2 separate regions of the Homo sapiens genome follow, and region 2 is linked to region 1. A link is a contact called in ENCODE Hi-C or POLR2A ChIA-PET data. All regions are on one chromosome and are shown on one strand. Each heading gives the region's core, a stretch centred on a gene start or an enhancer-like site at or near the end of the contact. The rest is flanking DNA. Distances are from core to core; before and after follow the strand shown.

Region 1 (5,835 bases), core at 183-2,682:
AAATGACAAACTTGGAGCATGGTATTACTTTGATATTTTAATCACTCCATTAGGAAATGTATTCTTCAACCAGGACAAAGTACGTTTATTTACAAGGAAGCCAGATGAAAGTATATAGATATATTGGTCCAAATGAAGCCCTCCTCTTTCTTCTCTCTGTTCTTTGCCAATGCAGGGGCATTTGATAGCTCTGAGAAACCTACTTTGAAAGCCTACTAGTTATCTAGCAGACTGATTTTCCTGTTTTTTAGTTCTTTATTTGTAACCTGTCACCATCTAGAATGGGGAACTCCAACATGAAGGCTGGCCTCTGGTTTACTTGCTGAGGAGACTAGAATCTGGCCCACAAATTCAGATCCTTCGCTGGCTTACTATTCCCTGTGAACTAAGTTCCTAGATAGCAGTGTCCACCATGCTGATCACTTATATCCCCAGCATTAAGCACAATGTCTATAACACAGTAGATGCTCAATATATGTATTTGTTGAAAGAGTTAATGATAACCTCCAGGGCTCTTGTTTGCCAAACATCTCCTGCTCTGGGTCCTTTGTCATCGGCCATACCCAGCCACTGGGAGACCACTATTCCACTAGGCAAACATTGCATCCTGCACATGCACGCAGACCATCTCTGAACTTTGTATGCTGTATCTGGTGCATCTGGCTGTGCTTTCTGAGCCGATTTCTATAGTCAGTGCTCTCAGTACTGGTTCCCTCTAATGTTCTGGGTTCAAATCACAGGCTACCTATCTCTTTGTTCCCCAAGCCCAAAGTGGTTCATTAACATCTCTTGTCTGTGATACTCTTTTTGATACTGAACATCTCTTAGCACCCAACTGGCCCACCAATGCTGGCTGAATGGAATTAAATTTAAATTTGCATGGCTGCGTGCTCCTCTCCCTGTGTTCTCAGGGACGGTGCTCAGAGGCCCTCTGATGAGATGGGAGAAGAACCTGTCATGGGCTAGGTTCAGGCCTCTGCATGCTGCTTGTGCAATCTTACAGATTCTTCATAAGCTTTGGGATAGGCCAGTTCAACAGGAACCCATGTCCTTAATAGGAAGTTATGAATTTTAACTAAGGTTAAGATTAAATTAATAATACATTAAACCAGATCTGCTTCCTAATTATCATTCTAGGTTGAAGCAAGTTTTTAGAAGTGAGGCAAAGTCAATGATTTCATTCAGATTTTGGATAGCCAGAATTCCAGGAGACCCAGACTCTTCCCTCCCACCTCCCTTCCAAGTCACTCCCTGCTGAAATAAGCCATGGCGGGAAAAGTTGTATTGTCTGTTTTGATATAATTTTTAGATCTCTTCTTCCTAAGTTCATTAAAGCTTTTTTTCCCCCTCCTGTAACAGTACGTTGTTAGCCTTGGGGTTCTGGCCAAGTTCCAATTTGAGCAATTAATTTTATTTCAGTGCTCAGCCCTCCCTGAAGTTTCAGACAGGAAAGGTGCGTTCTTTGTCTTCCTCAGCAAGTCACTCCTGATGGTGAAGCAGCTGTTGCTGCCTTCCCAGAGGAGAGAAGGTTGAGAATTGGTGAGAAAGCTTCCTGGCTCTTTGAGGGAGCTGCTTGCAGAGTGATCTGGGACAAAAGGCATCCTTGGGAATGTGAGGCTTTTTTTCTTTTTTTTTTTTTTTTTAACTACAGCAGTCTCCAAGCCATCCATCACTCCTCTTTTGAACCACTGGCTTAGCACAGAACAAAATGGGAAGTGATTGTGTTTTCTTGAAGAGCTGTTTCTGAATGTGATGGCTTCCTTTGAAGCCCAGTCAAAGGGATGTTTTTATTTTGTTTTTGTTTTCCTGAAATCCCACCAGTTTCCCTCACCTCCTACAAGACCTCACACCACAGCCTACCATCATGCCTGATACCTAAGTAGCTGCCTTCACAGCTAACAAAAGACAAAGAAAACACAGATGCAGATTATTCTAAAGGAGTAAGTTAAAGAAATGAAAGGGGCTTCCTTTTTAAGTTCAAATAGCAAAAGCAACTAATATACTTTGGAAAGCACACGCGATAACACAACACCCAAATTCACTTGGAGAGGTTCCCTGTGACATGCTCTAACAAGTCAGAAATTCAGTAAGTGTAGTTATATCCTGCAAGTGATTTTGAAAAGGTGTAGAGAATAACCCTTTCTAGATGCATACTCTATGTTTTACTTGGCCCAGACAACAGTGTTTGATGGAATGATAATTGGATGTTGATGAAAAACATCAATCATCATTGCATTGTGACTTGAGTTATATTTGTTTAATGTTAAACTTTCAGTTGTGAAATAAACCATTCCGGCTGGGGAACAGATGATTTTGTTTCTAAAACTTCATTCTTTCACTTATTAGGCAAGAGTGAGTCATTCCTTATAACAACTGGGCTTATTGAAAATTCCAGAATTACTCACACAGGTTTGAAGCATTTTTCATGTAAAGAAAACATCCTTTTTTTTTTTTGGTTGCTGACTGTAACTATCCTTTCTAAAGCTCATGGTTCTGGTACAGCCCTATTGCTAATACTGTTATTGTCCAGGCATGCTTTATGTATATTTGTATTCTTCCAAAACAGGTCATCTATACTGTTCTGGGATCAACTACCTTTGTATTCATTTCTTAGTGGCCAATGTCAGCCTCACAAACATACATCTCTACATGCAAACAACTGGTTGCACTCAGCTCCCTCCCAGGTTTAGCCACAATGTAGGAGAAACACTATCTCCTCACCATTTCATTCTTTCCCTTCCTGAGTCATTCCCTGTGGGGAAGCACCAACAAATCCTCACTCTTGTTTTCACCAATTACAAGTCAGTTAACGTTTTATCCCATAGATCACTCTCACATATAAACACTCTGCCTTTGTCAGTTGGTTCTGGATTCCCTACCATGTCCTTACTCCTTTTCCACCATCCAGGGAAATCATTATCTCCATCATTCTATTCACTGCATCATCAGGGATCTTATCTCAGCCTGAAAGTATAAATCTGTTCTTAAATATCTCCCTCACCAGACTGTAAGCAACAAGAGTGAAGTGTTCCCATCTTCATTTGCTCACTGCATAATTTTTTTTCCCTTTTTCCAGTGCCCAGCCTGGAAAATGATAATATTTATTAGATAAAAAAACCACTAGAAAAGCTTCAGGGACTTTTAACTTTCATTACGAAATATACCTTTCTTTCAAGCACCAATAATCAAGATGTTTAAGTTGCATGTAGGAACACAACTTTAATTCCTCATTTATTTAATTTTTTATTTCCTATGTTGCATTAATTAGACATGTGGCAACAATATGATTTCTTTTATTTTTTTTTCATTGAGATAGACATATTTCTGTTACATAGTGTGGCTGTCTTGGTTTTTGTGAACTACTTGGAATGTAACTACAGTCTCTAACATCATTTTAGTGTTGAAAGGAGACTTATTGAGTCGGGCATCATGCTAAGTACTTTTGCACATTTTAATCTATTTCATCCTCACAATAGCTATGTAAGGTTAATATTTTTTATGATCATTTTACAGAAAAAGAAATTGAGGATTGGAGCGGTCAAGTGGCTTGCCAAGGTCACACAGCTAGTTAATAAAGTTGTCAGGAAGATCTGCATGACTTTAAAGCCCATGCTTTCCCTGTTATATGACCTGAATTTTAAATACATGTTTTGAGAACAAGCAAAAAAGACATCCTAATTAAGTTCATTTTGGATTAGTGGGATCAACCTTCTAATGAAGCAAACAATAAAAGCTGCACAGCTCGGTCAACAGTTGAACTAAAACTTTTGTTCACCAGATTGACCATTAGTTTGCACTGACCAAATTAAATATAATGTAGTGTGGAAGTATTAATAGCTACAGCCATGTTTAACCAAAAATATGACAGTCTATTATAAGTTTGTCAATTGAAACCAAAAATGTAAACTTTATGATGTCGAAGGTCAAAGGCTGGGGCTAAGGGTGTCAGATGTCTGAGAGAGTCTCTAGAACCACAGAGAACAGAGTCCCTGTTTAATATTAATATTATCCAGTAATGACCCTAAGTATTAGACAATGGGAAATGTGTCGAAAAATATGGAAGTCACATGAAGGCAATTTAGCTACTCCAACTAAATTGAATCATTTCTGCAGAGTGGTAATTTTGATGGAATACCAATCATACAATGGGTCTCATCCCACAATACGTTAAAAGTGCTGCCTGACAGTTTTCAAATAGAAAGTTAAGTACCATTCTGCTCCTGAATGCAGTCTAAATTTTAATACCTTAAAAAGCAAAAAGCAAAAATACAGGTGTGGTAAGCAAGAATACTTTTTGTGGGGGTGGGACTGCATGACACAAGATGTTTAATAATTAAGTTGATTGGATTTTGCAACTTCCCATAAGGTATTTTGGCACTGTGCACTAATCATTACACACAGAATGTATTTGTTTAGAGAAAACAGCTCACAGATTCATTTCTTTATTTAGGTATGTACCGAGAAACATTTTGAATGGTCAAACTAAGACTTTATTTACATAGTTATATAATTTTCTTTCATCTTGGGATTTCAAAGAGCTTTGTGATGTTGCGTTTCGAGTTGATTAAGCCTCACAGCTTCACTAAACACTGTATTATAATATTACAGATGAACAGAAGAGGCAGAATTTCAGTTTCTTGGGTGGATTTTCTTTATGTTTGAAATTAGCTAATGAAGAATGCATGATGCTACATATAAAGATTTTCGTTTTTTTTTCTAAGATACAGTTTTTGCTTTGGGATAATTTTAGATTTAGAAAATGTTGCAAAAATAGTACATAGTTTTAATACATTTTACCCAGTTTCTCCTAATGTTAACACCTTATAGAATTGTGCATAATTCCTCATTTATTTAATTTTTTGGGTGCATTACTACTAAATGGGTACATTACTACTAAATATGCTACTGACTTTATTTGGATTTCACCAGTTTTTCCATTAATGTCTTTTTTGTGTTCTGGGATCCAACCCAGGATTTCACCTTGCATTTAGTCCTCACATCTTCTCAGTCACCTTGGGTCTGTGACAGTGTCTGAGACTTTCTTTATTTTCATGATCTTGGTAGTTTTGAAGAATACTGGTCAGATATTTAGAAGAATGCCCCCCAATTTGGGTTTGTCTCATGTTTTTCTCATGGTCAGATTGGGGTCATGGAGTTTTATGAAGTACTGTGACCTACCACCACTGGCGACGTTAACCTTGATTGCTTGTTTCATGTAGTGTTTTTCAGGTCTTTTCACTGTAAAGTTTTTCTCCTTTCCCCACTGTATACTTTGTAAGAGGGTCACTAAGTCCTAAATGCAGCCCAGACTCAAGACAGGAGAGATGATTAAACCGGCATAGGGAGTATCTACATATCTTAATCGGAATCCTTTCATAAAAGACATTTGTCCCTTCCTTTTTTATTTTACTAATTTATATCAGGATAGACTCATTTATATTTATTTTATATTTTGGGTTATAATCTAATACCACATTTTTATTTTATTGCTCAAATTGTTGTATATTTGACTATTGGAAGCTCTTTCAAAATGGCTTCTATGTAAAAGCTTGTTTTTGAAGTATTTATTCTTTTAAAAAGTCTACTCCAGTTTATTGTTATGCACGCATACATTCCACCAATATTCGGGGGAGGGGCAGGGTTTACAATGCCAAAAGTAATGTGCCAAGAAAATATCAACCTATATTTACTGAACTTGTATTATTTGCCAGGTGTTTATAGACATTATCTCAATTAATCTTTAAAGCAGTCCTAGAAAGTATAATACATTCCTTTAAGACATGAGATAACTGAGGTTTGGACATTCTAACCAGGCTCCCAATTAGTAAGTAGCAG
Region 2 (5,533 bases), core at 1,371-3,870, 39 kb after region 1:
TTTCAATCTGGTACATATGTATTATACATATACCTACTGCAGCTTACATGCAAATGTGTTCATATACTTAGAACCACATGCAATGATCCCCTCTGCAATTATTCACAAATTAATCCTCCAAAAAGAAAGCAAGCTCTCTTAAATCTCTCCCATGTGCCAGGAAGTATGCTAAATGCTTTATACATTATCTCATAATTCTCTCAACAGAGATATGAGACAGATCTCTCCCATTTTATAGATGGTGAAATTGAGATTTAGAGTTTAAATAACTTGCTCAAAGTCTCACACCTACGAAGCAGTTTAAGTCATTCTGGCTTAAATACTCAACTTTAATCACTGTGCTATGTTGCCCCTCCCAGGTGTAATCTGTTTTAAAGATAAAAATACAGAGATATTGCCTGCCCAACAAAAGAGGTTGTAAAGTTTAGTATTCTTGGAACGAGGCAGAAGGAGTGGGTATATGATACATGGGAAAAAATCAAGTTATAAACATTTAGGAGGCTAATACTGGGGGAAAAAAGACGAAGACACATATTCCCTTCCTAGAAGTGATAAATCCTATTTACTGAGACTTAGTTTATTTTATGTAAATTCTATGTTTAACGTGAACTCATAGTTTCACAGCTCAAACCTGTTTGGCTGCTAACATCCTCCTTAGAGCTCTGCCAGCCAGAAAGTAAGCCAAACAGCAAAGCAATGCATGCTACAGCCTGCCAGATGCAGCTGCTGAAATCTAGCAGCAGATTTAGTGTTTCCTGTAGAGGCCTCCTAAAAACAAAAGTTCCCAGCTTGTTTGTATGTGACCAGCTTATGTTTCCATGATGCCTTGGACCATGGCTTTTTAGGGGTCATTTCATTTCATAAACCTTGTTCTGACTCTATAGGGAGTCCACTGCGTTCACACAGCCATGCTCATGGATATAATGAAATTTGATTTTTAAGTGGAAAATACATTGTTTATTATTAGCTTACAAACCAGACTTTTCCAAATCATGCAAAAGATTAGGGCAGTGTTTGATGCAACGTTCATCCATTTACTGAGGTGATGGAGACAAGGTCATGCTTGCTGATGAGATGAAACTTTAAATGCCTTGAAAATGTGGGAGGTCTTTGTGAGACTAAGCAAGGAATTCCATATAGCACAACACACACAGTGTTAGCTAGCTGCCCACATCTGTGTGTGGCTCAAGCAGAAATAGTGATGGAGTCTCTTAGAGCTAGGGATTGGTTCCCAACGGCCTCAACCCAAAGAGTTATACAAGCTTTGGGGAATAGTTTTAGTGTAATTGCACATGTGGTTCTTTTTTGTGACGTCAATCTAAGAGCCGATTCAACATTACTGAACCTTAGATTTTTGTCTCAAACACTTCTTTAAAAGTTTAGAAGATGCAATATTTCCTTATATCTAGCTTAATGTATTTGTTACATAAGCTTCTATAGAATGAGGTTATGAGAAAACATACTTGATATTTTTACCTAGCAAGTGTTTTAATAATTTGAGGCATTATACTTTATTTTTGTTAACACTTACTGAAAGCTGTCTGTATATTAGACATATAATATATATTTAGTCTCCATGTAAGGTTTAGTGCATTTTATTCCTTTGCTCCCTTTGTTGCTGTCTCCCTTTACTAGAATGTAAGCACTACAAGGGGAAGTTGTTTTGTCTGTTTTATCCAGTGATAAATCCTAAGCACCTCCAATCATGATTGGCTCAGTTAGGTTTTTAATAAATACGTTTTGTACAAATGAACAGGGAGTATACTCAGGGTTTTATAGACATATCCCTTTGAATCTTCATATCAACCCATATAAGCATGTTATGTTTTCATTCCTATTCACTGATAAGGAAAATGAGGCTTTGAGAATTTAAATAACAATTTCTCAAGTCCATATAGCAGATAAATAATCAGCCTGAATTCAATTATTGAACTCTTTCTCCGAACTCCATGTTTCTGATTTCTGGTATACGTTCTCCTCTTAAGCAATTGTGTGTAAAATCTGAGTTGTATGGCTAAAATGTCAGGCTCTCTTCTGGATAAAGAAAGTCCCAGAGGGGAGGAGAAGGGTTGTCATGGTCTCTAGAACCCCAGGGAGTTTCTGGGGTGCATCACTGTCTTTGCCACCTAGTCTGACTGTCAGAAGGCTGGGGAAGAGGTCATCATTTTGAGGTTCCTCTTTTACTTGTCTGACAGTGAAACAGCTATGGAGAAGAAAGAACCAGGCACCTAGTGAAGCATTAAGAAATCATTCCTAGCCCTGTCTCTCGATTTCTTCATCAGCTTGGGTGTGTCTGTGTTCTCGAAAATACACAGGTTTGAACAGAGCATGTTTGTGGTTTGGATTTAAAGAGGAAGGAAAAAAGAGAAAAGGATTGAAGAAAAAGCAAGGCAAATAAAGGAAATGAGTGCTTCCGACACTGAGGAAAAATAAAGTTATAAAAACAAATACTAAGAACGGTATATTCATTAGAAGCTATTCTCCTTCTAGAACAGGAGAAAAATTCTCCATAACATTGGTACCAAAATATGCAGTCAAATCTTCCTAGAACCCTGGGGTCGTGAGTGTTTCACCAGCCACTTGCTGCTGTCGTTCTGATCTGCCTATTAGTCTTATTCGCTTGATCATTCTCCTCTACCTCTCCCTTGTTCTTTTGTTCATGGTTTTGCACCTCTTGAATGGGAAGTCTGAGTGATGACTCAGACATATTAAGACACATTTTATGCATTAAGATTTTTTAAAAATGGCATGTAGACACTAACATCATGCTTTTCCTAAAGACAGAATTACGTTTGCCTGGAATTCTGTGTTGAAAAATCTGAAGATGCACTAATAAATACTTGATGCCTAGTACCTTGACCTTCTCTTTGGGGACCAAGATCTAGCTTGAATATTATCTGTGACCTTTTAGGTTATTTAACTAAACTGAATAATTAAAAGTTTTTTATTGTTCAGTAACCTGAAAGTAGGGTGTGCATTTGAGAGGTGGGTGGAAAGCGAAAAGAATGGACATAAGAAGGTTATTATTTCCCCTTCAAATAACATTCCCAAAGACTCATAACACTTTGATTGCTAGCATGGTACACAACTGTGACTGTCAGCACTGGCTGCCATTACCTGGGGAGATTTTTAAAAAGTGCTTATACTTGGGTCTACCCCAAACAAATTAAATCAATCTCTAGCAGAGAGGCTTGGGCATTGAAATTTTGTGAAAGCTTCCCAGGTGATTATAATATGCAGCTAGGACTGAGAGCCTACCTGGAGTAGAATAAGGATTTCATGCTTTAGAGTCTGATAAGCCTGTATTTCAATTCCAGATATGCCACTTTTTGTGCCAAGTGACATTGGGCAAGTTTTTGAAACTTCCGCAACTTATGTTCTTACTCTATGTAAGGAGCCAGTGTGTCTTCATCAGAGGATCATTTTAAAGATAAGATGAGAAAACATATGTGATATAGCTAGTATAGTACCTAGCATGTAATTGGTGTTTAATAAATTAGGATTATCACCTCTATCATCATCATTAGGCTTGGAAGAGACCATTGTTTCTACAGGTAAACATTACATGGTAATAGAGAAGAGCAGACATGCACTGGAGACCACTCCAGCCATCTGCTCTTTGTCCGATGGAATATATACTATGAGTATTTCTACTACTTTATCCAATCTATCTTTGAGCCACAGTACTGCAATGATCGAAGCTATTCTGACAAGTTTCTACCACCAATGGATAAAGAGTTCTAAATATTAAGACACTTCTTTCAACATTTAGTTTATTCAATTAATTCTGATTCTACTATGCTTTTGGAACCTTCCAATGTGCTAACAATTTTAAAGCACTTATCTTTTTTTTTTTTTTTTTTTAGACGGAGTCTCGCTCTGTCGCTCAGGCTGGAGTGCAGTGGCACGATCTCTGCTCACTGCAAGCTCCGCCTCGCAGTTCACGCCATTCTCCTGCCTCAGCCTCCTGAGTAGCTGGGACTACAGGTGCCTGCCACCGCGCCTGGCTAATTTTTTATATTTTTAGTAGAGACGGGGTTTCACCGTGTTAGCCAGGATGGTCTCGATCTCCTGACCTTGTGATCTGCCTGCCTCGGCCTCCTAAAGTGCTGGGATTACAGGCGTGAGCCACCGCACCTGGCCAAGCATTTATCTTATTATATTGTAGATTTCATCAGCCTTTGGCAATATTAAAAATCAATTTATTTATTTATTTATTATTTATTTTTGAGGCGAAGTCTCGCTCTGTCACCCAGTACAGTGGGGAGATCTCAGCTCAGTGCAACCTCCACCTCCTGGTTTCAAGCGATTCTCATGCCTCAGCCTCCCAAGTAGCTGGGATTACAGACATCCGCCACCATGCCCAGCTAATTTTTGTATTTTTAGTAGAGACGGGGTTTCACCATGTTGGCCAGTTTGGTCTCGAACTCCTGACCTCAAGTGATCTGCCCATCTCAGTCTTGGACATTACAGGCGTGAGCCACCGCATCCAGCCAAAAATCAATTTATCTCAGTAACATGTTCAAAATAGATAGGAAGCCATACCACGTTTTTGCTCCTTGAATCACAACTTGATCTTGAATCCATTGTCATGGATTCTACCTTCCTCTATGTAAACCAGGCATTTCATTAGCTATGGAGGTGCAGACTGGATTAAACCCATCTATAAAACTGGTAAAACCCAAAATACTGTTCACTATGAATGAGACTCACTTGAATTAGTAGTCTTGCACAAAATAAATACCCATGACTATTGAATTGAGAGGCACTACTCTACTGTTTAACAGAAACAAAGTAATTTTCCTAATACTGATTTGTGTACTTAAAAAAATCTACAAATGTGTCAAGGAGAAAGTTTAATCTCCATTTTCCGTATTCTAGGAAGGCAGATAGACTATGACTTTGATAAATGACACCAGTGTTCTCACAGGCACTGTTCCTTAAAATCATTTGTGACTTGTGACCAATAAACCAAATGGATCTACTACATCTTAAACTTAGGATTTACTTTTGAAATCTCTCTCCAATGTTTTGCTTTTCTCAGTGACTCTAGCCTGGCGCTAATCTTCATGGTCTTTTGTCTCTTCATCTTAATCTCTGCACCTGCCAACACATTCATACAATTAATCCAGATATCTTTCCTGGTCCTTTTCTTTCCTTATTCATGAATCTTTAATAACTCCTTGTATTTGTAATAAAATCCAAATCATGTGAAAAAATGGAAAGAGTTTGACTTACTTGAGTTTGGAGATAAACAGATCTGGGTTTGGATCCTGGCTTTGTGGCTTTTAGCTGTGTGAATGTGAGTATATTATTATTTTTCTCTAAGCCTGTTTTGTTATTTGTAAAATAAAGATAAAAATAACTGTCTCAAGGTTGAAATAAGCATTACATGAAATAACTTCTGCAAATCACTTAGTATAGTGTCTGGCCCCTAGTGAAAGCTCAATTAACATCAGTCACTTTTCTGACCCCCTGATTCTAGACCTGACCCACCTTTCCAGTTCTGTCTCTCACTGTGGTCTCCCTCTGT

The links. A loop is a pair of places that touch in the nucleus more often than their neighbours do. ChIA-PET counts read pairs that join two places held with the same protein, here RNA polymerase II (POLR2A). Pooled maps may share reads with other maps.
Region 2: a map of mammary epithelial cell shows a loop between it and region 1 (6-fold over the local background). The contact joins two enhancer-like sites. A Hi-C loop is called at or near these places in 4 of 168 maps with a recorded cell type or tissue (Calu3, MCF 10A, endothelial cell of umbilical vein and 1 more) and 2 of 50 pooled maps. POLR2A ChIA-PET finds 5 or more read pairs at or near these places in 6 of 52 experiments (AG04450, BJ, GM10248 and 3 more).

The regions. Positions count from the first base shown.
Region 1 is chr12:59,039,244-59,045,078 of GRCh38, forward strand. The region is part of intron 2 of LRIG3-DT (LRIG3 divergent transcript); the gene reads left to right. Among named protein-coding and RNA genes, the nearest start is that of LRIG3-DT, 120 kb to the left of the region's middle. Within about 2 kb of position 1,433, at least 6 of the 41 ENCODE cell types and tissues checked have a DNase peak (open chromatin) inside an H3K27ac peak, as active enhancers do; they include mammary epithelial cell, where a contact is called at or near this core.
Region 2 is chr12:59,076,996-59,082,528 of GRCh38, forward strand. All of the region lies in intron 3 of LRIG3-DT (LRIG3 divergent transcript), which reads left to right. Among named protein-coding and RNA genes, the nearest start is that of LRIG3-DT, 160 kb to the left of the region's middle. RefSeq lists an enhancer at 5,079-5,248. Within about 2 kb of position 2,621, at least 2 of the 41 ENCODE cell types and tissues checked have a DNase peak (open chromatin) inside an H3K27ac peak, as active enhancers do; they include mammary epithelial cell, where a contact is called at or near this core.